Linked DNA regions of Mus musculus: region 1 is linked to region 2. A link is a loop called in an ENCODE intact Hi-C map of the cell type or tissue named here. Cell type or tissue: left cerebral cortex. All regions are shown on one strand. Links, peaks and the distances in the headings refer to the core of each region. The heading gives the core; the rest is flanking DNA.

Region 1 (14,957 bases), core at 2,437-10,436, 54 kb before region 2:
CACATGACTCCTGGTTGCCTCACTTTGGCCCTGTGCAGCTCAGGACCAGCCGTCATTGTCCCTAACCCCACAAACCAGTGGCCGCTCATCCTTCCTCAACCCCTTGAAGTCACTGGGTCCTATTGCACAATATGAGGAGTTCATATGGAGTCATTGGCCTGATAACTTGGGAGGCAGAATCCTGAGCATAGGACTCGGTACCTTCACAAACTTCAGCTAGTAGCAGTCTATGGAATCTTTATTCTCAGGTGGGTTCTGGGGATGTTCTGAGGACAGGCACTAGTTTCTGATTGCTATCTGCAGCCCTGCCTTGTCCTGTCCTGACAACCCAAATACCCTGCCCAGCTCACATCTGTGAACAGGCTGAGAAGGTGCTGGGCGATCTTGAGGCTGACAATTCCAATGCCCTGGGCACTTAGACAGTGCAGGAGGTGGCCCATGATCTTCATCAAGCCAGCAGGGTCCTTGAACTCAGGTTGTAGAAAGTTGTCCAACAGCTCCATCAACTTACTTCTTAGCAGAGTTGCCTGCAGGGAGACCACCGTCCTCCAGTAGGGCCCTTGACCAGTTTCTGCCAGCTGCCCCAGTGAAGCAGGTCATAGTTTTAGGCTGACACTGGAGCTTCTGGCCTGCTCAGGTGTGATCTACCCATATCTGAGTCAGTCCAGGTGGGGCAGAGGTCTGAGTGCTAAAGCTGGCTGTTCCCAAAACCACTCCCCACCTCCCCTACATGATGGACAGGAAAACAGACAAAACCACACCATGTGTCTGGAATAGGCCAAATCTGCAGCTGCATTCTAACCCATCATGAGGACCATCAGAACAGGCCTGCTCTGGGAAGTTCAAAAGGGTAGGATATTAGGTACCTGACAGAAGTTATCATCTGAAACAATTAAGCACAACCAACCTGGCTTGATGGTCTCTCTACCACCTTTCAAGGAGATACCCTTACAGACCCTTCCTTTGTGCCTAGCCCTCCCTGTGATCTTTCTGGGATGACAGAGGGTATATCTCTCAAGTTCCTCCACCCTCACCTTTTTAGGGTGCATCAGGGTGCTGCCCAGTCCCTTCAAGCTCATAGCCCGCACCATCTGGTTGCGACTAGAAAGGCCCAGGTTCAGGGAGTTGTACATGGTCTTCCAAGACATGTGCTGGGAGACATCTGGGCTGTTGAGAAACTGGGCAGGGGTTGGCACCATCAGCCCACCTGCTAACCACAGCTGGCAAGGAATCCGCCTGCCCCAGGCCATGAGAATGAAGTGAGACCTGAAGAAACACGTCTACCAGCAAGCATAGCTGACACACAAGGGTCAGACTTATATGCTTTATATCAGAGACAATGGAAGGGAAGTCCACTGGGGTGGATAGGGGACAGGCTGACCTCAGTGATGATGCAGATGCCCACAATGTTGTCTCGCTCTTCGCTGCTCTTCAGGGAGATGAGAGCCTGCCCCAAGACAGCCTTGATCTCGCAGTTATAGTGAGCCATGGCCCTATCACATGTAAGAAGCAGACCCAGAGTCCCAGAGGGCTCCATTCTCCAGCTAGGTCTCAGCACTGCCCAGAATTCTGAGTCTGGAGTGCAGGATCCAGTGTATGGAGAGTGGGCTGGGCTGCCATTCTACCCACTCCCAGGAAGAGGGTGCCCAAGCCAAGGGCTCACCTGGCCAAAAGGGTCACTCCCTTGGGGAAAGTTTCCAACTGCCCGAAGAGCTCCCAGCCCTGGATTAGCTTCACATCAGCAAACACTTCCCAGTATTCGGTGGTCCAGAAGAGGCCCTTGAGTGCTTCCAAGCAGATCCTGGGCAGGGTGGAATAAAACGGGTGCCTGAAACTTGTCAGCTGCTACCTACTAAGACTCCCGTTGTTCAGGACTCTTCCCTCTTGGACAGTTTGGGAACTCTGTCCCAACCCATCCCACCTCCACTCAAAATCCTTCCCTTCTTGGGTCCGTAGCATCAGCATGCTCAGTGAGTGCAAGGGAGGGGCCACAGATGTCTTGGCTCACCTGCAGGGCCCGAGGGGCTTAGAGCCCAGATCGTCTTCCTGGTAGTCAAACAGGCCTTGCACTAGGCCCACCTCCAGCAGGTAGTAGAGCTCTGTGAGGAGGCCCAGAAGGATGCCCGAGAAGGCCCAGCAGACTGTGTTCCGGTACTCCTTGGTATAGAGGAGCTCATAAATGGTGCCCAGAGCCTGAGATGGGTGACAGAGAGGGACCCCTGAGCAGAGACATCAGCTACAAAGGCACTCTAGTCTGGGCTTTGCTGCCTTCGTCTGGCCTCCCATGAAGACCCCTTGGATAAATCGCCAAAGATCCTTGCACTAGCTCTGAGGCTCAACTAGGACCCCTTGCGGTCTCTGGGGCTAGGCTCTGAGCTCCAGACTTTGCTCAGCCTGAATTCCACACGGTTCATTCTATTTTTCTTGGCTTGGCCTCACCTTATGATGAGCTGGGTTTCTCTAAGTGCCCATCCCATTGGGCACATCTCCATCTCTCTTCATTGTTCCTGTCCCCACAGCCAACAGTGGCCCAGTGCATGGTCACTGTGTCTGAACTGTGTCAGAGCAGCCAAGGCTCTCTCCCACTTCCCACTGTAGGTCTTTCTCAGAGCCTCCTTGGTGAGGGCCTCCCCTGGCTCTGAGTTTCTGGTGGCTGGTCCCATTTAGCCCGGTTTCTTTGGAATTGGTCTGTGTTGGGCTGTAGAATCCCCTGGCTCTTTCTGTAAACCGTCCCCCAGCCAGTCCTACGGTGTCGTGCCCAACGTTCTACTTTGTCCTCCCCTGAGTATAAGGGTCTCAGTTCATGGGGCAGAGATAATAAGTGGGTAAGCTTGGGGGTAGTCCAAGAGCTAGCCTTGGCTCCTAATCAGTGCTGGCCATCTTACGTCCCACCCCTGCCCTGCCTTCCCTAGATCCTAGTGGCCTCTTGTCACCCCTCCATCTCTCTTCATTGTCCCTGTCCCCACAGCCAACAGTGGCCCAGTGTATGGTCACTGTGTCTGAGCTGTGTCAGGGCAGCCAAGGCTCTCTCCCACTGTGGAACTTTCTGTTCTGCTCTGGTCTAAGATGAGGCATCTGTATAGAGTAGCAGCAGGGGCCTGTAGCCAGTTGGCTGGTCCCTAAGCGAGTGCCTCAGACACCTACTGAGGTCATGCCTGCCAGGTGAGAGGCTCACTAAGCACAAGTGAAATGCATTGCCCACCTCCACAAATGACTACAGACTGTGATAAAGGCCTGAGGGTGGGGCCCTTGGAGGCGACACAGCCTGCCTCACCCCACCCCAGGAGTCAATTGAAGCCCTGGAGACTGCTGCTGCCCTGGGGGACCACGCTGGTGGCACATTACACAGGGTGATGCTCACCATCAGCGAGACCAGCCGGGCTCGATATGTGGACTGGAGGAGCCTTCTTGGTGGGCGCAGTTTCAGCTTTATGTAGAGTAGAGTTATAACATCACGAGCCACTTGGTAATTGGCAGCCAGAGCCTTCCACAGAGGTAGGATCCACCTGATGAGACAGGGACCAGGCCACCACTGGGAACACTGGGCACAACACGCCAGAGAGGCCTTTATGAATGCTGGTCATCAGAAGGATGTGGGACAGTGAGCCCTGGTGGTGGTGGGGTGGGTAGTAAGTGAGGGGCCCTGGGGTCTATATTCTATGATGCTCTGTTTGATATCTACACAAATCTCAGCCTCTCCAGGACCCCAAGCAAATAGCTGCCTTATATAGCCTGACTATTTTTTTTGGAAGTAGGGGCAAGTGTCCCCGACTCCCACCACTCAGATAGTTTGAAGAGAAGAGGGAAGCTAGCAGAGCCAGGAATCACTCCAGGCAGAGCTCATGAGTCCCTCGTTGTACTTGGCTCCCTGTCAAAGGCTGTGTGTTGGGAGATCAGCCAGTGCCCCTGCCATATACCACACTGCCAAATATATACATATATTCATGAGGTGCTTAGCATATGGCTGGCCACCTAAGGACCAACGACAGGCTTATGACTATGCTGCTGTTGCCAGCAGCCCCTAGCCATGTTCTGAATTAGTAAGGCCTCATTGTCAATAGACTGCCTCTTGAAAGACTATCTAGACTGGCAGCTGGATTCAAGACTCACTGAGGCCCTGGGACCATGGGGGGACCTGTGGATAGGTGGAAGGGCATCTTTGTGTATCTTCACAGCCTTTGACTGGTCTAGGGCTCTGAGTACAGGTCAGTCTCTGGTGACTGTGAATCTGAGATTGTTTCTACACCAATGCTAGAACCCTGTTTGATTCCCAAACACCTTCAGAGCCCCTCTGGCCATAGCCCAGAGTCAAGAAAGAGACAGAACCCCCAAATGCCTATTCTTGCCTAGTGTACTAAGTAAACTATGGCCCAGAAAGGTGGACCACCACATGCCTGGATGAGGACCACATTGGGGTGTCTGGGTCAAGGGAAGATATACCTCTCTGAGGGCTGACATAGGGATAAGATCACCTCCACCACCTCCTGAATATGCTGGGTCCCCAGAGCCAAGGTGGCCTGACTTATGGCCTGCTGGACACTCTTGGACTGGATGTTCGGCAGTTCCTGGAACAGGCCTTGCAAGAGCTCAGCTATCTGCAAAGTGGAATGCAGCTTCAGATGGGGCAAAGCCCTCTGAGTTCCTGGTAGGACTTAGCTATACAGTTCAGCTCCCCCATCGCTATCACTATTGTAACAAAAGTAGGGTGAACAAGCCAAGGGGTGCAATGTGGTTGACCCTGTAAGAGGATCCAAGTGGATGGGGCCTGGCAGTGCCCAAGGATGAATTTTCAATTTAGTTGGTGAAGCCAAACTGGACAGCAGTTTGGAGCTGCCCTCTCCCACAGTTCACCTGTGAGGCAGCAGAAGATGGGTCGGGGATCTGCTAGACTAAGGCACCTGGCTGGAAGTTCATTAAGACACCACTCCTGGACTACTAGGGTGGTCACTCATTGTCTCTGTGATTACATGTGAATGAGAGGGTGTGGAGCTTGCTTGCATGAGCATGTACACACAGTCAGAAGGGAGCCACATCCACCCAGCCTCACCTGCTCCTTCCTGAAGCCAGGCTCCACACAGATCAGCAGCAGGAGCTTAGCAGCAAGGTCAGAGTGGAGATGATTATAACTGCCTAGACTGTGTACCAGCGTGAGGATCAGTTGTGTGTGCTGTGCCACTGTCAGGTCTTCCTTGAAGACCTGTGTAGAGGCAAAGGCCAGGGAGGGGGAAATCTCTGGTCAGCAATAAATCAAACCAGGCAGGGGGTCTTCCAACCTCTTACCATAGAGGGAGTGATGGTCTTGTATACAGACAGTTATGTAAGAGCTATGGACAAAGGTTTGCAGGGTTCCAAAGGCTCTGTGGCTGCACGTGTGCATTCCATAAGCTCTCAGCTGCCTATTCTCTGAAGACTTTCCCAAGGGACAATGGTGGTAAACAGCCTTGTAAGGAGCCTGGCTGTGTCGGAATGATGACCGGCTCCTGCCCAGATCTAGCCTTCCTCTGTCTTGCTTCCCTATCCCACCACCTCTTAAGGATGGAACCCAACCTGCTTTCTTTTAGGAAGGGTGCCACTAGGACAACAGATTCAGCCTAGTGCATGGCCCAGGAGACACTAGATGCTGTAAAATGTCACTGCTTCTGACCCAGCCAGTCTCAGGAGCAGCTGGATCCACCGACCCAAGTGACCCTCACTTAGAAGGTAAGACAACTGAGGCTCAGGAAGATGGGATGACTGACCCAGGGTCATCCAGTGATGGAGCTTTGACACAAATTCAGCTCTGATCTTCTCTATCCAGTGTAATAGGCAGACCGAGCCTGAGGAGACTATGGGGGTGCGGGGGGGGGCGGGCGGGCAGAAAGTCCAGAGAACGGAAGTTCCTCAAGCTTACATAGGATGGGGAGGGGCAGTGCTGAGAACAGTGTATCCCCAGAAGAACAGGATAAGCTGGCTTCTCTTGTCCCCAGAGGGAGATACAAGTGAGAATCTTTGCCCTGTGGGTTTAAAGGTCCCATCTGAGCAGAGGCTGCTGGGAAGGGAGGTACAGAGAACTTCCCTGGAAAGAGCAGAAGTCCATCCCATCCTGGTTCTGCCCAACTGACTTGCCTGTTCAGGTCCCTGGGACCCTGAGGACCCATCTATTCAGGCCTGGGAGTGGGGAGGAAGGAACCATTTAACCACTGAGCTCTGGGGCCATCAGAGGCCCAGGCCCTGCCTGAGCAAGCTCACCTTCACCAGGTGGTAGAGCTTCATCTCCCACTCTCTAAACACGTTGCTTTCAAAGTGCTTCATCTTACTCCACTGCGCAGACTCCACCAATTTCCCTGTGTACAGTTGTGCTCAGGAGGGCTGCTTCTCCCTGCTGCCCCCAGCCCCGAACCCCTGCCCCTGCTGCACTCACCCTTCTGCTGGAAAACAAGCTCCATGAGCAGGTAAACACAGAAGTGAGAATGCTGCTGTGTGATCTTGTCTTTGTCCCGCCACAGCAGAATCAGGATGCCTATTTGGTGACCCAGCAAGGACGGCACGGCCTCTTTCTGGGGAGAGAGAGGCAATTAGCAAAGCCAGGTCTGGCTTCTTTTGTGACGATTCTTGCTTCCACTCCTGTCCCCAGCATCTTTGGGAGACACACTGGCTAGGGTTTGAGAGGGGCTCCTGTCTCACTTGACCTTCACCTCCCTCACCTGTCTTCTCATCTGGAAAAGGCATTTCTGTTTTTAACAAAAGTCTGGGTCCTTCAAGTGGGTGTGTGCAGGTGTGCCTGTGGATATGTATATGTGCCTGCAGGCTTATGTTCATGTGCATGCGTGTGTGTGTGTGTGTGTGTGTGTGCGTGCGTGCGTGCGTGCGTGCGTGCGCTAGTAAGTGAGTATGCATGCAGGCTTACCAGTGTGTACCTGCATGATGGTATGTGCATGTATGTATGCCAGTATATATACATGCATGATTGTGTGGATATGTGTAGTCTTGTGTGTGTGTGTGTGTGTGTGCATGCCTATGCATGCCTATATGTCTGTGTGCATGTGTTTGCCAACATATATCCATGTGTGTTGAGATTCATTTCTCTTGGCTGCTTTTAGGATTCTCCTGTTTCTCACTGGTCTTCAATAATTTGGGCTGTGATGTTTTCCTTCGAGTGTGTCCTGCTTGGGATTTCTTGATATCCCTATCTGGAGGTGTGTACTTTCTCAGCCAAACTGAGCAGTTCCCACCATGGCAGCACCACCTCCTCTGCCCCCATCATCTCACTTCTCCCGGGATCCTGCTTGCATTCCACACATTTCCACACCCACTGGGCTTTTGCCCTGTTCCTCGGGGCTTTCTTGTCCCTTTGTCCTGGTTCCAGTTCTGTTTTCTTCTGTGCTGGTTGAGCTGCTGGTTAAAAGAACCAGTGGCTTTTCATCTCGGATGTGTGCTTCCTTTACAGTTCTAGAATGTCCCTCTAACTCTTTCTTGTGGTTGTCGCATGTTTCTTAGCATCATCGACTTCCCTCACACTTGTGTGTTCTTTTAAGTTCGGGAACACAGCCATACACTATGCAATGTTTCCTTGGTTCCTTTTACCATAGGCAAAGTGGTGCAGAACGAGTGGTGACAGAGACCTCCTGGCAGTCCTCCCAGAGATGATGGGGAGGGCACATGTTCCCTTCTCTGAATGTCCAGCCTATGAGGTCTGGAGGGCCACATGGTTGGAGCTTGACTTTGGTGAGTCTCTGGTGCCCGAGTAGGTTACACCCAAGCTGACGTCATCCCAGGCTGGGGCGTTCTACACTGGTGGTGTCTGTGGGTGTGGAAAGTGGTCTGATGAGGATTGTGAAGCACTGGGGACAGGGCCTTGGGATGGGAGCAGCCCCGATCTGTAGAGTCTCTTTCTCCCTCTGTAGGCCACACTGCTGTCCTCTCAAAGTGAAGCTTCTGCTCCAGACTTGGGGGGGTGACAGAGCAGAGCAGCCTGCTTACTGTCAGCCTAGGACTTTTTTTGTATCACTGGTGAATCCATCACTCTGGAAAGCCTAGTATCGGATGCTTCTTTCTGAAGTCCACAGGCTGAGCCTCTCAGCTACCTGCCAGATCCCAACACCCAGACTAGCATTGCGGCCTGAGCGTGTGCAGCAGCCATCTCACACCTGGCCAGCCTGCCCCACCCAGGAGGGAACACACCAAGTGCAGACTCAGCAGCCACCTCAGCTGGTGCTAGGTGTCCAGGCTGGTGCCTATTCAGAAGAACCTCTTGTGGCCTCTACTTGTACTGTGCCCAGGATCTAACCACACACCATTACCAACCCAAGACTCACTCAAGTCCTCTCTCATGAGGCTCCTTAGCGCCATTTCCACCTGCCTTGACTGTCCCTTCTCTTCTGGGGGGTCTGAGCCCCCGAGTGTAACCCTGAGCACAGAACAGTGTCCTCTCATCCCTCTCTAAGGCCCAACCCTTAGGTCCTGAGTAGAACAGACCTCACTGCCCCAGGCCTGCCCCAGCCTGGATCCCCAAAGCCAGCTTCACAAGGTCCAACCCACAGTTTCTGGTAAAGCTCTCACTAGCATCAAACCTTGGTCAGGCCTAACTGCACGCGCAGGAGGACCTTAAAAGCCATTTCATCTTCAATACTGGAGCTTCAATTTTCACTTCAAACATGGAAGAATAGCTCAGAGTTCCTGTGTGCTCTCTGGCCAGTGCTTCCCCTTAGCTACAGTCTGTTCACTTTGGATCCCTCCGTTCCCCTCCCTTCTTCTGACAGGGGACACCAGGCATTTTACCTCAAATACCCCTACTGTCTATTCCATACTAATCAGGAAACTTAGTGACAAATGCAACAGTCACAGTCACAAAAATCTATTTCAACATCAGCATCCTTATCTAATCCACAGTCTATAGCCAAAGTTCATCAGTTGTCCCAATACAAGGATACTTCACACAGCACTAAACACACAGACACACACACAGACACACAGGCACACACACACACAGAGAGAGAGAGAGAGAGAGAGAGAGAGAGAGACAGACAGACAGACAGACAGACAGACAGACAGACATGTATTAAGAGCATCCAACCCTAGTACAAAGCCACATTCTCTTTGATGGAGGTCCTTGTCTGATTTCAGGACACCCTTCCTTCCAGACACCCCCACCCCCAAACAAACACCCCTTCTATCATTCATAAATTAAATTTCAAAATATTTAGAGTAAATAAAGTTTTAAACCAATAATATTTCAAAACCCAAACTACAGAATGTTTAGCACTTTTTATGGTAATTTTTATTTAAGATTGTAGTTACAGAGAGGTTACAAGTAAGTGAAAAATTCAATAGTTTTGGAAGTTTGAATAGGTCCCCACGTCTGTATTCTCTTTCTGCTGCTGTAAGAGTAATTGAGGCTGGATGATTGACAGAGCAGTTTATTTAGCTCACAGTTAGTAGTGTAGACACTAGGCAGTGCCTTCTGGAGAGGGCCTCTCTCACTGTGCGCTGGATGACACTTGTCACTAGTGCGTGCCAGCTCAGCGTGTGGATGATAAGAGAGACTTCCGGTCTCTCAAAGGATAACCAATTCCTGAGAGGGGCCAGTTTCAAGGTAAAGACATAATTCCCTCTGATGAAACTCATCTTCCAACATCTTCATCAATTTCCACACTTCAGCCACAGCACCCAACACTCGGCTTCTCAGCTGTATCTCTTCAGTTCATGCCTGTGAATGGCTGGGCGGGTGTTGCCATAGTTACTTGCCTGTTATTATTGCTGGACATCTACAGGGCTCCCAGATCTGCTCCAGTATGAATAACACCATATAAGTGTTCTTGCATAAGCCTTTTTATGGATATAACTTTTCATTCCTCTCTGGTAAACAGCTAGGATCAGACCTATGCATTTAGGGCATAAGTGTTATTTAACTTTCAAAGAAACTGCTGAAAGTTCTGCCAGGCAGTGTTAACATCCTACACTCCCCATGCTGTGTGAGACATTTCCGGGACTCCACACCTTGGCCAACACTTGCTGTTCCCAGTCTTAATTTTACTCTTCCAGTGGGTGGGTAGTGGTACCTTGTGGTGGTTTTATTTGCATTTCCTTTTTGACCAGTTATGTGGGGGCACATTTCATTTTCATGGGTTCCGCAATGTCCCCCCCCTTTTTTCATCTGCTTGCCCATTTTAAGGGCTGGCTAGCTTTTTACTGAGGTAGTTGATCACCTTGTCTGGACACAAGTCCTCTGTGAGATACACACATTGCACACACTTCTTGACTATCTGTGTCCTTTGGCTGCCGGGGGCACAAAAGTTCCTCATTTTGATGAGGTCAGTTTATCATTTTTGGTTTGGAGATGAGGGTCTCATATAGTCCAGGCTGGTCTCAATATGTAGCCAAGGATAAACTTGAATGGCTCACCTCCCTGCCTCCACCTTCTGAGTACTGAGATGGCAGACATACACCATCATACCCACTTCATGTAGTGTTAGGGCTCCAGCCTCGGACTTGCTCTACTAACAGCTACGTATGCCCCCACAGCTCATTTTATCTCATTGGTAGCTTCTGCCTTCTGAATGCTGTACCACCAATCTGCCTGCCCTTCCTTTATGAGGAGGGTCTGACTTCTTCTAGAGATCTGAAAGTTCTCGGCTTGAATTAGTCACCCTTATCCTCTCCTTCCTTTGTCCCTCCTCTTCCTCTCCCCCTCCTTCCTGACATGATTTCACTGTATAGTTCATGCTGGCTTCATATAATCCTGCAGCCCTTCTTCTCAGTGCTGAGCTACCCACACCTGGCCCATGAAAAGCCTGTTTATAATTTTCCTTGAGGTGTGGGGTGGTAGCTGATACCTACTACCCTAAGGAACTTGGGCTTGTCTCGGACCTTCCCATCTAAGCCACATGCCTCCATGTGAAGCAGCTGGAGCATGAAGGAGGGCACAGGGACAGGGTGACTCACTTTCTCTCAGCTTCTCCATTCCCGGCTCTCAGATCAGCTGTTTCTGGGACTATATAAGACATGGTGTTCTTCCACACTGCAGCCTTCCTGACCAGACACAGGCTGTTTCCCCAGAGCCCCTACCCCTCTCACGCCTCCAGTCTCTGCCCTCTGTTGTGTCTCTGTTCTTGGGATTTCCTCAGGCCACCCCACTGAGCTGTAGTCACAGTCCCCAGCCTAAGGGCTCCGAGACAGCCTATGGAAAGACCATGTCCCCGGATGCTGACCTCCATTCCCCCATCAGGTGCTCGCCATGGTTTGGGGGTATAGGAAACTCACAGCAAGCTTCAAAGAGTCCACCACATATTGCAGAAGCAGGTAGATGGACTGGACAGCCCGACTGCGCTCATGGATCTTGTCAGACATCAGCCAGTATTCTATGTGCTGGGGTGAATGGAGCAGAGGGTGAGAACCTGGGCCCACAGACCATATTGCTCCCAGCTCTAGATGAGCCCTGAGTAGGGCTTGCCAGGAAGGAAGGGAAACAGCTACCCAGCCAGAGCACTGGCCTCCTTGCCTGTCCATCAATCCACCCCTTCAGTTCTGGGGTGCCTCACAGCTTTGGACCATCTTAGATGTAGAGAAAACCTAAGAAACCTTCATGTTCTTCACAGCCAACACAATTCTGCTAGCACCAGCTAAAAAATAAATCCTAGGATAAACACAAGCATCCTACAACTCAACTAAACTTTAATACTATCAACCTGCATGCCATGTCAGGTCCCACAGGTTAAGGGCTCTGTCCCCGAGACTTCCCCAACTCTGGAGCCAGTCACAAGCCCCAACTGTGGTTCATGTTTCAATCCAACCCACTATAAATTATATTAGGCCACCTTTCGTTACTGTAACAAAATACTCAAAGCTGACTACTTTACAAAGCTGTTTGGTTATAATGGCACATGCTCTGGAGGACTTGGTGATGGCCTTGGTTACAGTCCTGAGGTGCTAAGGGACACCACATCACAGAGACTGGAAACACATATGTGCCTGTTTCTTCCCAGCTCCCCCCACCTCTCATAAAGGCCATCACAGGAGGGCTTGGGCTCAGTGTTAGAGCACTTAGTGCTCTAACCATCTCTACCTAGTACTTCTCTCTCTCTCTCTCTTATACACACACACACACACACACACACACACATGCACACACACACACACACACACACACACACACACACACACACACAGCTACCAGGGTTCAGCCATGTAGTTTTCTGCCTTATTCCCAATACTAGCTTAGGCTTGTAGCCTTTAAAGTGCCTCACAGTGGGGACCAGGTTTCAACAGATACCAAAGGACAATAAATCTGTGTTCTACCACACCCATGGGGGCCTCCCCCGCCACTCCTTCCTTAGGGTCATTGAATTTACTGGAACAGTGTACACAACTTGGGGACACTCTGGTGTGTTTGCCCGTTTATTACAGACGGCATGACAAGGTCACCACAGATATCACACAGAAAGAACACATAGGGCCACAAAGCTCTCATGTTGTTCCTGGTCTTGTGCCAGGTCTGGATGTCAAAGGTTCAGCCACTGGAAAGTCTCCTAAGGCTTGAGCTTTGGGGATTAAGGCTTTGGTATATATTCATGGTTGGTCACACAGCTGCGGTGCACATACCAGGCCAACCTGTCATGCTCTCGGGGTGGGGAAGGGACAAAACTGCAAAGTCCTCTGATGACTCAGCTGTCTCCATCTGCTCGGGCTGCCAGGCCTCACACACATATCATCCTCAAGCGGAGGAGAGGGACTGTGTGAGGGGCAGGGTGAGGACCAGATACTACTTCAAAACCATGCAGGAACATGACACCTTCCGAATGCTTAGGAAACCCTGAGTTCATGGTAAACTCTGTAGGTGAGTGGCTTACCGCTGGGCCTGACACAGAACTGGCGCTTGGGAGAGTCTTTCTCCCCTGGGTGCTTCCTAAGCCACTTCAGGGACAGCCACTGGGCTGAGCAGAAGCTTTTCAGATGCCTGGGGCCAACTGCTCCAGTGACCTGACCCTTCCTTTTTAGTCCTATGTTCTGGGCCAGTTCCCTGATGTTGGTCCTATCACTAGCCTCAGACAATCAGGGATACATGCTGACTATGACTGACATGTACCCACCCCTCCCGGGGGCAGGGATCTGACAAAGCTCCTGCTCAGCATGGCTAGGACAGGGAGAAGTCTATCTAACCAGAATGGGTCACCAGGGGTCACTGCTTGGGATCAGTCAAGCTTCTGGGCAGCATGAAACTCTGGCTAGTGGTACGTACCGTGGCATTGTTGACTTGGTACAACCACAAATTGAAAGACATTTTCAATAGTCTGACTATTGAAGGATGCTGCCATACTCCTACCTAGACTCTGACTCTGTTGGTGACTCAGCTCGGCCTCCCTCATATTCTCTGATGTACTCATCAGAGCTATAAAGAGAAGCCAATCTCAGAGTGCCTAGGCCTCTAGTCCCACCCTGACCTCCATCTCCCCCTTGCTGAAATCCACACCCAACCTCACCTGATGTCAAAGAACAGCATAGCTCCTACCTTTCAGAGCTGAGGAAAGAGCCTAGAACCTTCTAGGGACACACTTTATTCTGGTGCTATGCTAGGGGGAGGGTGGGACCAGGCCTTACATCTTGGAGTCAGTGGCCAACAAGGCCCACTCAAACCAATTTCCTTAGCTGTAAAGCAGAAGCTAGTGTGTTCTCCTGGCCTGTGGGGTGCCCAGGGCTGACAAGGATGCTGCTACCTGCTACCCTTCAATGAGGAGTCTGGCCTGCTCACACCCACCAGGATAGAATGGAACAAAGCAGAGGGATATGGGGCCATACAGTGGAGCCCTTCTTCTTGAGATTTCTCAATTGTATTAGTCCTAAGGCCCTTCACTCCCCCACACAATATTTTTCAAGAGTGATGTGATGGTTTGTGCATGCTTGGCACAGAGAGTGGCACTACTAGGTGTGGTCCTGTTGGAGTAGGTGTATCACTGTGGGTGTAGGCTTTAAGGACTTCACCCTAGCTGCCTGGAAGCCAGTATTCTGCTAAAAGCCTTCAGATGCAAAAGTAGGACTCTCAGCTACTCCTGCACCATGTCTGCCTAAATGCTGCCGTGCTCCTACCTTGATAATGGACTGAATCTCTGAACCCTTAACTCAGCCCCAATTAAATGTTGTGCTTATAAGAGTGTCCTTGGTTATGGTGTCTGCTCACAGCAGTAAAACCCTAAGTAAGACATGTGGTGAGCCCATACAGGTAACAGGGAGGCCATAAGGGGTACCAGGAAGAAGAATTGTGACCTTGCTTCCAGTTGGTAAGTTGGTAGTGATACCTCCCTCTCCCTCTCTCCCTCTTTCCCTCTCTCCCTCTCTCCCTCTCTCCCTCTCTCCCTCTCTCCCTCTCTCCCTCTCCCTCTCTCCCTCTCTCTCTCCCTCTCTCTCCCTCTCTCTCTCCCTCCCCTCCTCCCTCTCCTCCCTCTCCTCCCTCTCCTCCCTCTCTTCCTTCTCCTCCCTCTCCTCCCTCTCTCTCTCTCCCTCTCTCCCTCTCCTCCCTCTCTCCCTCTCCTCCCTCTCCCTCTCCTCCCTCTCCCTCTCCTCCCTCTCCCTCTCCTCCCTCTCCCTCCCTCGCTCTGACTCCTTATCTCTGTCTATCTGTCTATGTATCTGTTTTTTATCTGTCTTTTTCCCTTCTGCTATATCTCTATGTCTCTATCTCTCTCATCTCTATCTTTGTATATTTCTCATTTTTCTGCCTACCTTGATCTATTTTGTCTCTTCACACCACAGGTGCAAACACACACACACACACACACACACACACACACACACACACACACACTGCCCACTTGCCCATCCCATAGTAGCCCAGGCTGGCTCACAAGCCTCACCTGCAGGAGGAAGCAGACCTCGTCCATGCTCGGGTTCTCGGAAATGAAGTTCTGGAGAAGAAGGTCGAGGGCACGTACTGTCTTCTTGTACAGCACCTGGCAAAGGTCAGGGCTAGCTAGTGTCGTATAGCCAGG
Region 2 (14,957 bases), core at 2,830-10,829:
ATTTGCTGCAGTCTGGTGCAGATGGGAGTATCGGCATGGAAGAGCCCAGAAAAAAGGCCAGTTCAAGTTCCGGGCAATGGGTCTAACGCTGTGATAGAACAGGGCAGAGCTGCAGCCCTCTGCTGAGTGTCATCAGGATAATTAGACAACAATGGTCACCAGGTCCTGGGGATGGGGGAGGTTGGCATCTACAGAATGTAAGGACAGCAGTCACAGAGGTTGGCAGAGGCAGCAGCCAAGGTCACACAGGTAATAGACTGTTGCCCACACTCCTGAGACTCCTGAAATGCACCTGATGAGAGGTCAGATTGTCAGCCAGCTCTTAGTCCTGGTGTCCTTTATAGCCCAAGGTGAGGAGGTTTCATCTTCTGTGGTTGTCAACTTCATGTATCAGGTTTCAGCAAAGATCCTGCACCACCTGCCCAGGTGCAATCCTTTGGGGGCATAAACGGTTGCTCAGTTCGTGTTTTCTAACCTGCTGGCAGACAGCGGCAGTTTACTGTGTCAGCGAGATATGGTACCAGCCCTTGAAAAGGAGACACTGAAGCCTTAAACCCTGTTTCATGAACAGAGAATATCCTGAGTGAGACACAGACAGAAGCCACTGCTCTTACCCAAGCAGCTAGCAGAGACAGACATCCCCAGGGCATCTGTGACTATGGAGCATTCCTCAGAGTAGGAAGGCCTTGGAAGCGGACCGTGGAGCTCCCACCAGCTGGGAGCTTAGTGAGAGCAAGCACAATTATGTACATGCCCGTGAGGGTGTAGATCAGCCAGTTTCTAGAATGGCTATGATTTCTCTTCCTACACTCAGGCCAAGCTCTCCCTGTCAAGGTCTCTGGGGTGGCTTGGGTAAGCACTAGGGTTTCCTGTAGTGGTCTATGCAGGGGTCATTCTGGAGTAGGCCCAGAAGTGCAGTTGGCTTGGACTGCTATGGGGCAGGAGGGACAAGAGCTTTGAGGTAGGGCCTGAGGAAGGACAGACAGGAGGATGCCCTGCAATTGACTCCTTATCTCTCTTTGGCCTCAGTTTTCTCACCCACACCAGGAGGAGGCATTTTGGCTCTGGGAGTCACTCCATAGCCAAGCGGGGGCTTATGGACCAAGGATCCTGTCCTCCATCTGATTCCTCCACATAGGGCCCCCATACCCAAGTGGGTGCCTGGCCTTCTTCCCAGAGGAAACGGGCTAATGTATGCCACCCAGTGCCTTCAAAACTGGGGCATAAGCTGGGAGCTCTGACAGGCGTGGGAGAGACCCTCAGGAGGAGATGGAGACAAATCGGAAGAGAGGAGGCAGCTGAGAGTCCTCATCTCCTCCTGTGGGAGTAGGAGGTCACTGTGTGACCTGTGAGAGGTAGAAAGTAGCTGACTGGAAGAGGGAGTCCTGAGTAGCCCATGGACAGGCTCCATAGGTGGCTGGAGTCAAGGGTCAGTGGGAACAAGGCAGGTTACCCCCAGGTAGAGCCCTGTCTTTGGCCCATCTGAACAGTTCTCTGACCCTCTGCAGATCCATTACAAACTCAGTCCCTGCCTCTTGCTCTGTCCCACACAAGAAGAAAAGTCAAGTGGACAAAAGGACACATAACTGGGACACTTGGGAGGTGGGGCCAGTTGATGAGGGTTCAGGAGCAGGGACCCAACAAGCTTGTTCTGAATGTGCCTTAGACCTGACATCAGAAGCAGCACTGTAGCTGGCCTCACTGCAATTTGCCCCCAGCCTCGGGTGGACATGTGGAGCAGAGGGAGGAGCCCTTGGTGGGGTAACTGCAGCAAGTTCACATACATGTCCTCACTGAAGGGGCAGGTGGGTACCAGATCACCATGTGGGCAGTGGCAAGAAGCGCATTGCCCTTGAAAAAGGTATGTCTCCATGGTGAAGGGACAGGAGATATTCTGTGTGAGACAATGCTGGCCGGGAGCAGGATGGTACCAGTCTAGATTTACTGCTTCCTGACTTGGGCTGTCCAAGCTTTTGGAAAGCAAAACCCAGGACAGGACCATCTGAGAGGGAGGAATCCATATAGCAAGAAGACAAGGCCTTGAGCTCTGGGGACAGTCCTGACATAGAGGGCACATTGGAGTTAACTCTTTGAGGCAAGAGGAAACCTTTGGCCACTGGCTGTGACACTGCCCAAGACACAGAGTGTCTGCCACACCCCTAATGGTGGTAGACAGAAGCAACTTGGTTTTTAACAGGTCCTCCCGGGTAGGCCCCCAAAAGCCTATGGTCTTGCTCTGGATCCCCGTCAGAGGCTAGGACAGTGACACAGGAGGTCTTTGGGTACTCGTCCCTGTTCTCTGTGGCTCTGCTGATCTCATCCTGGGTCAGGGCATCTGGCCTTAGCTCCCCAAGGGAGGGGGAAGGAGAAATCGGGACAAAGGAAAGTCACATGGACAGACAAGTCCAGGCTAATACGGGCCATTGTCTCAGCAAATTATTTTCCATTCACTTTTCAAGCCTAGGGCAGATGGAACTTGCCTAAGCTGGGGAACAAATAATAGCTGTTGAAACTCAGGGAGAAGAAATACAATACACTTTGTGTTTGTTGGGGTCGGGAGTAGGGTGACAAAGGAACCCACTCTCTATTGACTATGGAAATAGACATGGAGATCATGCTGACATCCCAGGTGACTGGAGAAGGAGCCTCTTGCTCCCCAGTGGAAGAGTGGGTTTCCTCAAGCCTGTGGGTGGCTGGTCACAGTAACACGGCTGTGTTAATGGCCTCCTCCACTGGCTTGTGGCATTCTATTATGACCAGCCAGGGGGTTGGTCTCTGAGAGTCCCCTTGGCCCTGTTTGAAGGGCACATAGACAGTCTGAAGTGGGGTGGTCTGTGTCTTTGTAGCCTCTGCTTCTCTTCACTGCCCCTGCCCCTGAGTCACTGTCATTGCCCTAGGTTCCCAGAGCCTTGTTGAATGAACCACACAGACTATCCTTTCCCATCGAAACCTCCTTGTCCTTTCGCCCTGGGCTCATTCTGAGGAAAGGAACGCCCGCTGTGCCCTGGCAAAGGAATGCCCGCTGTGCCCTGTCAGGTTAGGCTGACAGGCTTCAGCAAGACAGAAGGAAAGCTGTTGGCCGCAGACAAATGGTCAACCTGGAGGCCTAGCCCTCCCCACTCCTCCTCCCTTTCCCCTCAGGCTACTTAACCCTCTCTTCTCTCCTATCCCTCCCACCCCATCCCCTAGGGCATCCACTCACATAACTACTGCTCACCGTCTTGTACTGATACCAATCCCCCACTATACCCACTGAGAGAGAGAGAGGCATCCCAAGACTCAGTGTGCCCTTGAGAAAGGAAGTGGGGACTGGGTGAGGCCACTGAAACTGATCCTTAAATGTGGTCTGTACCTCAAGGGCAGGATGTATGTCACCTGGACTCCAGAAAGGCACAGCAGAGCAGGGAGCCAGGACTAGGTTGGACAGTCTGATGTATCTTGCCCCTCTTGGGATGTCTTCCTGAGTCCTCCCTACCTGGGACTCAGCCCTGTGTCCAGGGAAGCTGGGCTCATTCTCTTCATGCCCAGGGCATGTCTCTCTTTCCTTGCTTGTCCATGTGAAAAAGTGTCCTTCACCTCTCCTACACTGGACAGAGCAAGAGGCAGGGACTGAGTTTGTAATGGATCTGCAGAGGGTCAGAGAACTGTTCAGATGGGCCAAAGACAGGGCTCTACCTGGGGGTAACCTGCCTTGTTCCCACTCAACATCTACAGAAGACAGAGGCCCCATACCTGCCTCTGTTCCTCTCTGAGTCTTGTCAAAGCTGTGTCTCACGAAAGCCATCTTTTGTCCCATCATGGGGTGAGACAGACTTGATATCAGAGAAAGGTCATGCATGACCTTGGGATGCGACCAGAGTCCTGTCTGGACTAGATGTCCAGGCAGAGCCCAAGGGGCATCCTGGAGCCCCTGTCACCGGCCCAGCTCAGTACCAAACCTGAGACAAGCACAGGTCTATCCCTCAGTTCCCCTGCCCTACTGTGAGAGGACTTAGTGATCCATGATACCCAATGTGTAGGTATAGCCAGGGCTGGCGAAGCACACAGTGGGGGTGGGGGAGATGAGGAATTGAGAGTGGGCTGGGCCCTTGCACCTCTTGCTGCACCCCACGTGGGGACCTTTGCCGGTTTCCTTGGGTACAGAAACACAGAACCATGTCTCAAATTGCTGGTGTTCAGAAAGCCTGTCAATCACAGGGGCGACTTATTAAAAGGAAAACCGTGTCTGGTCCCAGGCTCCTGAGCACAATAGTGTGGGAGCAAGAGAAAGCGGCCTTTCTCTGAGGTGGCACCCGCCTCTGCCTCTGCCACTTTCCCTCCCTCTTGTCAGCAGTTTCAGTATGTAAAAGAAACAGAGGAGAGAAAGGGCAGAGGCAGCTTTTCATCTTCCCTGGCGCTTGCGGCTCCTGCTGGCCCTGCAGAGGGTGACGACACTTCCTGGCAGCAGGTGGCTCCCTCCTTTCCATCTGTAACCTGCCTCCCAGGCCTCTGCTCTGGGGCTGGAAGGCTTTATCCTCCCCAGGGCAGGTGCTGTGCTGCTTCCAGGCACCAGCAGGTGCAGCCCTTCCCAGGCTGGGCTGGGCCTGGCTGATGCCATTCCTGGCTAGCCCCGCTGGCCGGCTGAGGGCTCCAGAAAGCAGAACCCCAGCAGAGGGGGCGGTGGGCATGTGCAGATGATCATGGCAGTTGTGATGACCTATTGGGCCACTGGACAATTCAAACACACCCTAGTTCTGTGATGCTCCAAAGGTATAGTGAAAGTTCAGACTTGGGCTCGTGTGTGTGTGTGTGTGTGTGTGTGTGTGTGTGTGTGTGTGTGTGTGTGTGAGAGAGAGAGAGAGAGAGAGAGAGAGAGAGAGAGAGAGAGAGAGAAAGCATGTATGTGTGAGCATGTGTGTGTAGTGGTCATCTGAAAATCCAATAGCAAAACTGAGGCCTCCAGGCTAGCAAGATATGTTCTCCCATGGACACTAGAGTTCTAGCGGCCCATGTTCTTCATCAGACTAAGGTGATATGGCCTAGCACACATAGTCCCTTTTCAGCATTCTCTGTCTCCTGCTAGCCCTACTCACTGAGGTCTGGCTGGCAGTTTACCTCTCCCTCTTCTCAGTACTGCCCACAGAGGTGACCTTTAACAGGTTATTTCCAAGTTTTTGAGTCCAGTACCTCCTCTCAGCACTGCCCACAGAGGTGACCTTTAACAGGTTATTTCCAAGTTTTTGAGTCCAGTACCTCCTCTCAGCACTGCCCACAGAGGTGACCTTTAACAGGTTATTTCCAAGTTTTTGAGTCCAGGCCTGGATACAGTCAAGAGATGGTTTCTCATTTTGTAGATAAGAAAACTGAAGGCCAGAAAGATGGCGTGCACCATCTTTTAGATAGGACATTGACCCTGTCTCCAGATTCCAGGCTGGGCGAGCCCAGTTCTGCAGACGAGATCCCCTGCAGCACACCTGCCACCACAGCTCGGGGATTCAAGGGCCTGTCCAGGCCTAGAGGCCATGGGCTTGGTCTTTGGAGGTCCCTGAGGCCTTTAAGGCCGAGGATTCTAGACTTAGAAGTTTTTCTGGGGTACATAGGCGGTGGGTGTTCCTGTACCTCCTTGAGCAGTGTCCTCTGAGGTCCTGCTTCAGCCCATCCCACACCCTCGAGAAATGGCACATACTCCAATAAGTTTCATAGTTTTATTAACAAAATCATATATAGATATATATCTGTCTTTGAGGTAAGATGGTATGGGCAGACAGCCTGGCTGGATATTCAAGGCTTGGTGAAAATAGGGGATAGCCACACTCTCTTGAGATCTCCAGGGTCTCCCTAGTCCCCAGGGCCTACCTACACACCCTATGCCAGCCAAATGAGTATGGGTCATGGCTTTTGTGCAAAAATAAACTTGTGGGGGCTGGCAGGGGCACAGGGTGGAGGATCTGTCAGAACATCAGTGGAATTGGTCTCAGAACACCAATAGACCAGGCAGATGGAGGAACCGCAACAAGGCCTACTCAGACTGCAGACACAAGCAGCTACCAGCACAAGGTAATTGGAGCTGGGGCTTGGCTGAGGTTTCAGCTGGGCAATCACCAGGCAGGTCAGGGAGGTTCATGGAACAGCCTAGGAGCCAAGGCCTGGGGTCTCCTGGGACTGGGCTTGACCTGGCAGGCAGGGCACAGCAGGAAAGATCAGGCTGGGCAGGGGCCCAAGCCTTAAGGCTCCTGCAAGGGTCTGGTCGGGGAGCCAAAGGCCATGCAGCGAGCTGGGCTCTGTGCCAAGAGGACCAAGGGTACAGACCCTGCTCAAGCTGCAGAGGCTAATGGCAGGCAGCTAGTGAGCGGCCAGCGGGGCGGGCATCATGGCAGACCCGTGGTTTCATGCTGGCTTGTCTTCACCTTCAGCTCTTGGGCTGAGCTGGGGTGCTGCCCCCTGCCAGGCACCTCCTCTCTGTAATCTTGTTTTCTCTGCCTTGAAAGTGTCTTGGAACCCATGTAGGCAGCTTCAGGAGAAGAGAGGATGGTGCTGGTGCTGGTGGTGTGGTGATGCCCTTTCCAGACATGGCAGCAAAGACTTCTCAGCAGCCTTGAGACCTGAAGGACACAGGAAGCAGCAAGATGGTGAGAGAACTGCTCACCACTAGATCCAGGAGGGACACCAGGTTACCCTGCTCCCAGCTGGTACCCCTGGGGCCTGTCAGGACTTCCCGGATAACCCAGAAATCTGGAGAGTGGCTGGGATCTGAGGCTTGGTCAGGATAGGAGGCAAGACTTTCTTACCTGGTGTCATTCTCCTGGCTCTGTAGGCTCCAGCCGCTGCCTCGGCTGGGTGTGAGGACTCAGCCCCTCGGGGACCCTCCGCCTGCCATGGCTGAGTCACGGAGCTGAGCTCTGCTCTTCTTCACTGGTATGAATCACTGCTGGGGTGAGAAATCACAGGGTCCTCGGTGAGCTGGCTTAGCAAATTCCCCCAGAACCGCCCCCACCTCAGCCCCGTCCTTGGACCGTGAAGTGCCAGTGCCCACTACAATGACACCCACTCTGATGCCACTTCACTCCACCCTTGCAACTAATTTGCTAGGGAAGCCTTGAAGGGCTCCTGGAAAGTGGACTTGGTTCTGCACGCCCCCCCCCCCCACTCTAAGATACACGGTGCAGGGCTCACCTGGGGGCCAGGAGGTGCCAGGATGTCAGGTCTGCTGCTTCAGCTGCATTTGTGGCTTCAGCTCACCCCTGGGAGGGGAGCTATGCTGCCCAAGACTGGCCGGTTGCCCTGGGCGGCAGCTAGGGTACCAGCTGGATCTGCTGTGTCTGCAGGAGTGGGCTGCATCCCCGGAAGTTGAGGTTCCCTCAGCATCTCTGCTTTAGCATCTGCCCTAGGATGTCCCCTGGGTTTTGGTGCCTACTTTTTGTTGCCTTTCAGACACTTGGTTTCTTGATTACCCAAAGAGCCCTGGACACTGGAGCAGAATGAGGAAGCCAGATCGTGTTCTGTGATGGTCTGAGAGTGTAGAGGGTGAGGCCAATGGGGCTGGGGGCCAGGACCAGGGCAGACAGATGAGGGGTAGGCGGCAGGTGGGAGCCCTATGGGAAAGGGGCTTCTTGATGTTCAGTCCATGTAGCATGGTTGTGTGGCAGTTGTGAGTCAGGCCAGGTCAGTGGGTGAGTAGATGTCTGGCTGGACAGGGCATCCCTTTGGGAGTCAGCCCCAGCTCAAGTCCTAGTTGGCAAAAGCCACAGGCTGGGTGTGGCAGGCGGGCTGGGGACCCTGGGCTGGCCCCTCTATTCAGGCTGGGTCCTGTCACTGGCTACTGACTCGCTGGTAAGAGCAGGTGTGAGTGCCTCCGTCTCATCCTCTGTGGGCAGTGGGGTGCCAGAAGGCTCAGCTGCCTGCTCCAGGCCGTCCTGCACTTCCATACCCCTCTGGATAAGCTGCTCCAGGGTCTTGGGGAGTGGGTGGCGCAGAAAGCGCTTGAGTTTGGGCTGCAGGGTGCCCACCACATACTGAATGATCTCCTCCTCCTCAGCGTCCACATACAGTGTCTGGTACAGGTCCCGCTTGCGCCAGAGGAACTGGTCGAGTGGTTCACCCTGCTTCTGCGGCAGCTCCAGCTCCCGCTGAATGGCTTCACGGGAGAGTGTACCCTCACTGTATTGCAGAAACTCCTTCTTGAACTCCACCCAGTTCTTCACCGAGCCCTGCTTGAACTCCCACCACTTCTTGGCTGGCCCATTCATGTGGTTCTGGATCTGGGACAGCCAATATTCTTCAGAGCCACCCACCTGCCGCAGGTACTCTTCCAGGTGGCTCAGGAACTCCCGTGGGTCCTCGAAGATCTGTGTATCCACACCAGGGCTCGGTTGCCCATCCTCACCTGGCCCCCAAGACTGATATTGCTGAGCCTCAACTGACTCCTGTTCAGGCAGTTCTCCTGCGGCAGGTGGCGGGGTGATGGCATAGGGGCTAACGGTATAGTCATAGCCATCAGCTTCCTGGCAGTAGGGCTCTGGACCCCCCACACCTACAGAGACAGTGTGGCGGGCCGGCTCGCTGCCCACTGGGTATTTGCCGCCCATGGACTCCAGGCGGTCAGCCCACCTCTCCAGACGGTAGAAGACCTCCCTCCACACGTGCATCTCACGCTTGACCCAGCGCTCCAGGTTGGCGATGGTCTCCTGGCAGCGGCAAAGACAGGCCTTGATGGACTTCTTCCAGCGCTGTGAGTCGCCGGTGGGCACGTAGCCGTCCAAGTTGTTCTCCAGCTTGCCCACCGACCTGTGCAACCCTTTCAGCTCTCGCTCCACCTGCTTGGACACTTCGGTCAACAGATGCCGGTGGGTCCTCCGTACGTGTTCCAGCATCTCAGCTCGGCACTTACCAATCTGCAGGATCACATTGGGTTTGGCGGCCGGCCCACCCCGCGGGGCAGGGTAGGCGTGGAGGCCGCCGGTGGTCATATGGTCCAGCTCCATCTGGTCGTCGGTGCTGCGGCTCCGAACAGGCTAAGAACTCCTCTGAGGCAGAAGCCGGAAGGGAGCAGAGCCGGCGGCTGCAGCGGCAGTGGCAGGTGTGCGGTGCCGGAGGAGCTTAGCGAGTGTGGCAGGCTCGTCGCCGCTGAAGCTAGAGAGGCCCAGAGACTGCGGCTGCGGGAGAACTCGCTTGAGCTCTGCACCGAAACCGCCACCAGCGGCTATTTATGCTGCGCGGGGCCCGTGGGCGGCAGCTCGTGGAGCCCTGGCTCCCATTGGCGGCGCCCAGGCTCCGCGCCAGAGCCCGCCCGCGCCCTCTCCTGCCGCAGGCCCCGCCTTCCGCGCCTACTCGCTCCCCTCCCGTGGGTGCCCTCAAGGACCCGCCCCTTCACAGCCCCGAGTGACTAATGTGCTCTGCTGCGCGCCTCCCACCGGGAGGGATTTTGGGGACCGGAGACACTCTCCTCTACCTAGTCCTGGGCAGCGAGGATGAGGCTAAGGCAGGTTATTACCTACTGTTTGCCCTGGGGCCTCATGATCTCTTTTCTTAGGGAGCAGCTGGACGTTACCCCTCTGAATCTTTGATGCGCCCATCCTGACTCTTGCCCATCCTGACCACACAGTATGCAACTTCAGAAGTGCCTGGTAGGAATCTCTCACTCCAAACCCTTCTATCCTCAGCTGCCTTTGGTTAGCGGGACACACACACACACACACACACACACACACACACACACACACACCTACTTCCTGCCCAACCTTGCCCCAAGAGTCATAAGTCCAAATCCTAGCCTGGTCCAATATTGTTCGGGAACTCCACTCAGGCAAGGCTTTTTCTGGACCCCTTCATAGGTTTGTGGACACTGAGTGGCCCTGTCTGTGTGTCAGTGGCTGAACAGGGCCGCAGTGCCCTGAAACAGATGTATCACTTGAACCTGTACAGACACTGGGGTAGGGCATAGGGATATCAAGATGTGTAGGCAACATTGCTGAACCCTGAAGTCCCTAGGACCCAGCCACAACTGGACCAGAAGCTTCTCAAGCCTTCCAAGAGGTTAGTCCGGAGGAAGGAGGGAGGGAGAAGGAGGAAGGAGGGGAAGGAGCCTGCAGAGGAAAGCAAGATGCCATATAAGGAATGGGGCTCCGGAAGCTGAGATTCCCTCTAGAGGGAGGCCCCTTCCGATTCCCTGGCAACAGCCAACAGCGCTGTGGTGCAGTGGGGGAGGGCATCCTTCTTGACTTACACCAAGCCAGAAACACAGGTCTAGGTCTCCCATTTCCTGATGTTACTTGGGGACATATCACTGCCCACAGCAGAAGCCTACAGGGGCCCACAGACACATGGTGCCTGCAAGAACCCCCTTTCCTCTCTGCCAGCTCCCCCTCTCTCACACTCATACATACACACTGAACACTCATACCAACCAGCACTTAGCCCACTCACACCCTTCCATGTAGACTCATGCCCCCCACTCACGGCCCTCTCTGTGGACTCATGCCCCCCACTCATGGCCTTCCACACACACACCAGTGGCCCCCACTTGTAATCCACGTGTACTCACATCTCAGCTTCTCCCACCCCACTTTTGCTCACACACCTACAGAACTCTCCTAACCTCATATCCCTCAGAGCCCCCTCCTCTGTTTTCAAGAAGCTTTGGGGAGCCCTGCCTCTCTTAGAGCCAACCTGTCCCCCCTCCCCCCCCCCTCCACACACACACCCAGGGCTTCCATCCCTGAGAGGAATGTCTTTCTGGGGGAAAAAAAACTCCCCTAAAATGGCTCTCCTGGCATTTCTAATTAGAGGTGAGTAGGCGGACACAGAAGGCAGGCAGAGGGGCATCACTGCAGGGAGGGGAAACAAGCAGAGAAATTGCTAGAATAGGGACTAACTAGAGTTTTCCTATGGGGGAATCCTGGGAGCCGGGAGCTGCAGGCCTGAGTCTGGAGGGAGCTGAAGGTTAACCAAGGTCCTACGCCATGGGGTAGGGTTGACGGGGCAACTGGACCCTGGTCTGTCTGCACACATGCCAGCAGTAGCCCTTCAGTGGCCAGAGTCAGTCTCTCTGTACCCACACGGAAGCTGGTGGACAGCCCCCTAGAGTGGGGAAGCTGAGGATGAGCAGGCTGGAGAGTGCAAGGGTGTCAACCAGCTGCACTGTGGCCAGTGACCAGGATCCCCCACCCCCTGTCCGTAGGGGGGATTGGGCACAAATGGAGAAGTTTCCGAGGCTGAAGTGCTCTGACCCTCTGACCACTGCATTTCCTATCTCCATGGAGGGCAGTCCATCCAGGCCACTGACCCCGAGACACTACTCTGAGCCCCACTGGGGTGAAAAGTCACAGGAAGCCCTGCTTCCTCCTCCGGGGTCTTCAGAAGCCACGAACACAGGAGCCCAGTGACAGGTGACAGGCACAGGCAACAGCCATAGCTCCTCTGGGAACATTTAATCGCTGCCCAATTATCGCCCCAGAAGCCCTCAGCAACTCCCTTCTCGCCCCCACACTGCAGCCTGGGGCTACATTCTGCTGCTGGAAAAGAGGCCAGGCTGGCTGGCTCCCTGCCTTCAGAGAGGGGGATTTCTAACCCACACTCTTCCAGTACCCGCCCCACTAATCCTGCCCATGCGAGGGGTAGATAGTGCCACCTTCAGCCCCCTGGAAGGCTGGGGAAGGATCAGGGCGGGGGTGGGGTAGGATGGGGGCAGTGTGGTGGGGTGGGGAGGCTGGGCCTGTTCAGGGAAAGAACATGGGGAGGAACCATGGCAAAATTACCTGAGAGATTCTAGATGAATTCTGAGGAAAAGCGCAAGTCCTCAGCAATGGGGCAGGTCTGGGTGAATCTTTAGAGCGCTAAGATCCAGGTGACCTTGGTTCCACAGCCCTGTCAGTCCTGGCCCTTTGTCCCCAGCATTCCAGATACCCTGGGCTCTGGCCTCTTAGCATTTACATTGTGGTGTTGTCATACTAAGGAGCCTTTTTTCAGGAGGAAACCTCCTCCTGAGAGGAGTCAGAGAGGTCTGGGACCAGCAAGTGTCCCTTAGCCTCCTGTCCTGCCCCGACATCTGGAACCTCTAGCACTGTTCTCCTCATCCTCTTCCCAACCCAAGACTTCTGGTGAGTACACAATTCTTGACAGTAATCACATATGTCCCTGTCCCCACCACCTTGGCTCCCAGAGGCATGGGGGCTTTAGAGTCCCTTAAGTCTCCTCCTTGTGCTTCATAGGATATCTTCGAAGTCCCTTCATGGCCACTGTGGGGCACAGCTGTCCCCGGCTAGATGGTCTTCCCAGCAGATGTTTTCTCTAAGGCTGAACAGTCAACATCCGTGAGTAACAAGGGTAAGTAAGCTCCTTCAAGGACACAGCTCACGGCCATCCCCGTACCTGCACACAAAGGCACACACAAGCATGTGCTCATACCCGTGAACATACACACACACACAAGTACCTTGATCATCCCCCACCCTGTGATATGGGTTAAGGGACCCCATTCCTCATGAAGACAGAATCCAGGGCAGCAGAGGTGGATGCAGCAGGGACCTGGTTGGACTTCCTGCTCTCATCTGCCCACAGACTTGCCATCTGTGTGGACGCAGGAGAAAGGGTATAGGCTTCTGCCCCTTGACTGGCCGAGCAGCAGGACCTCCCGCCCAGCCCCTGGCCCAGGTGCTTTCGTCAAATCTCTAGACAGCTGCCTGCTACCCAACTTTGCACAGATGTCTTTTGCTGCCTGGTCCTAGCTCCTGGCTGATGCCCAGGTACCCTGTCCAACTCCAGGTCTATGCTATGGGTTGAAACCAGGGGTCCAGAGCAGTCCTTTGACAGAGATCAGAGGGAGGGAAAGAGAAGAGCCTTTCCACATCCCTTTTTAATTATCTGGCTTCACCCTTCTCTCAGTGGCAGTGTGGGGAGGGAGGGGTAAGGCTCCACCAAGCTGAAGGTGGCTGGAGTCCTTTCTTGGTGTCAGCATGGGACAAGGAAGGAAGGAAGGAGGGACCCCCTCAAGACTAGGCACTGCAGACTTCAGAAAGCCTCTGCCTACTGATGCTTAAAGCCTAGTACCCTCAGGCTGAGCTGACATAAGAATGAGCCGCCAGCAGGAGGGAGGACACCTGGCCCTCCCACCGGCCGTCTGCTGGCTGAATGACTTCCGGTCACCCCCACTGCCAGTCTCTGGACACAGTAGGGCTGGCGATGATGGTCTCTGGAGCTGAGAGCTGAGACTGGAGTCTCCATCTACCCCATAAGGGCACAATGATGCACAGTGATCTGGGGGCTGAGACTGAAGGAGAACATCAAGGTGAGGGGAGAGACAGGGAGATCCTGGGGAAGCTGGGAAAGATGGAGACTCTAAGGCAGGGCTGCAGTTTCATTTCTCACAAAGGTAATCTCATTTGGCTTCCATAGCGGCCCTGGAAGGTGGGGGACCTGCCTCAGACCACTGAGCTAGCTAGTAACAGAGACAGGCTAGGACATGGAAGTGGGACTGGAGCCAAGGTGTGTCGCCATGAGATACTGAGTTGTTCTCCCCAGGGCCCAGCGCTCCCCTCCCTTTTCAGCAGTCTTCATTCCCAAGCCACAGGAACAAGTTCTCTCTGTGCCACCCCCCCCCCCTTCCTTCCTTCCTTCCTTCCTTCCTCTTCCGTCTGGCAGGCTGTGTGCTACATCCTTTTCCCTGGAACAAGGCAAGGCAGCATGTTCGTACAGGGCCCCCACACACCAGACCCTCCTCCCTCATCTCTCCTCCCTCCTCCTTCCTGCCTCCTGCCTCGGCTCCTCCAGTCCAGCCTCTAAGGAAGCCTGGTATTTTTCCATGGAATCTGTGCAGTCTTGATGATCTCTGTACCCCAGGCATTTCCCACTGCCCACCTGACTGTAGACAAGGACACAGGTTTGTGGGAGTCTGTCCTCAAGAGACCTGTGTTCCTCCCTGGTCCCAGCCATGATTCATAAGGGGGACGGAGGGCCAGAAACCTATCCAAGTCACACAATGATAGAGGCTAGGAATTGGGCTAGAGGTCAGACGGAGACCTCCAGGCTCCTAGAGTCCTTATGTAAGACACTCCCTTGTATTATGGGAACATGAGTAAGTCTCTCTAAGTCCCCACCCCTTCCCTGGCCTCATTTTCCCCACCTGATGGCCCTCTGTTGTGCTTCTAGCTTGGTTACTTCTGCAACTTGTCAGCGCCAGCCAGTGGGTGGCCTTGCTTAGAGCCTCCGAACTTGGCAAAGAGCACCCAGCACTTCCTGGGGATTCTTCTTGCAGAAAACAGGCAGTCCATGTAATTGTCATTGCTCAAGCTAGAATAGTCTAGAACAAGGAAGGCGAAGCCATGCAGGCATTGTGGGTACAGAGCTCAGCACTCACACACTAGGGGGCCAGCGTAAGTGTAGAATCAAGAGACAGGAGCTAGACCTGAGGAAGCCCCTTTTGGGTCCATGTCAGATAGCCTGTCTGTGCCTAGCCTAAGCCTCCATAGCGCTGTGGACAGGAACTTTTGCATCTCCCTGAGACTGTGTGTGACTTCATGGCACTCATTCAGCACCTTGGTCTCAACTATACAACAGGCAGACTGTACTAAAAGGCCACTAGGGCACCTCCTCCTCTTCCTCCTCCTCCTCCCCTTCCTCCTCCTCTTCCTCTTCCTTGTCTTCTTCTTCTTCTTCTTCTTCTTCTTCTTCTTCTTCTTCTTCTTCTTCTTCTTCTTCTTCTTCTTCTTCTTCTTCTTCTTCTTCTTCTTCTTCTTCCTCCTCCTCCTCCTCCTCCTCTTCCTCCTCTTCCTCCTCCTCTTTCTTCTTCATGAAGGCTGAGAAAGCACTGGGTGGACCTGTGGCTACAAGGATCCTTCTGACCAACTGTCCACCCTCCTGTTCAGTTGACAAATGCCAACTCTATGTTAAAGTGAGAAAGCCTTGACTCCCTATAGCTGTCCATATTCTGTGCCTCTAGGAAGGGTCTCCAGGCACAGCGTGCCTTGGTCTATCTTGTGTGCATC

What was found. Peaks named below come from ENCODE experiments on the same cell type or tissue, not always from the same donor. Only the 100,000 strongest peaks of a DNase experiment are listed, where the experiment ranks them.
Region 1: a loop joins it to region 2, with 3 times the contacts of the local background. A loop is called at or near these places in 2 of 42 quality-filtered maps.

What each region holds. Positions count from the first base shown.
Region 1 is chr15:74,609,863-74,624,819 of GRCm38, forward strand. It overlaps Mroh4 (maestro heat-like repeat family member 4), which reads right to left. Exons shown (of 27, transcript NM_001177437.1): 11 at 14,823-14,918; 12 at 11,239-11,343; 13 at 6,401-6,536; 14 at 6,229-6,323; 15 at 5,048-5,197; 16 at 4,441-4,595; 17 at 3,362-3,506; 18 at 2,009-2,193; 19 at 1,664-1,801; 20 at 1,382-1,493; 21 at 1,035-1,178; 22 at 351-527. Among named protein-coding and RNA genes, the nearest start is that of Mroh4, 19 kb to the right of the region's middle. In left cerebral cortex, for the core only: no CTCF peak of the experiment used is centred there; DNase peaks (open chromatin) are centred at 7,276, 7,663, 9,964 and 10,393; H3K27ac peaks cover 1,412 bases.
Region 2 is chr15:74,663,413-74,678,369 of GRCm38, forward strand. Arc (activity regulated cytoskeletal-associated protein) reads right to left here and starts at 9,158. Exons shown (of 3, transcript NM_018790.3): 1 at 7,153-9,158; 2 at 6,768-6,907; 3 at 5,669-6,581. The coding sequence starts at 8,960. The coding sequence ends at 7,770. Gm32994 (a long non-coding RNA gene) reads left to right here and starts at 9,601. Exons shown (of 5, transcript XR_003951652.1): 1 at 9,601-10,011; 2 at 11,944-12,074; 3 at 12,186-14,957. In left cerebral cortex, for the core only: a CTCF peak has its summit at 4,546; DNase peaks (open chromatin) are centred at 4,446, 5,033, 5,389, 6,018 and 7 more places; H3K4me3 peaks cover 4,513 bases; H3K27ac peaks cover 6,419 bases.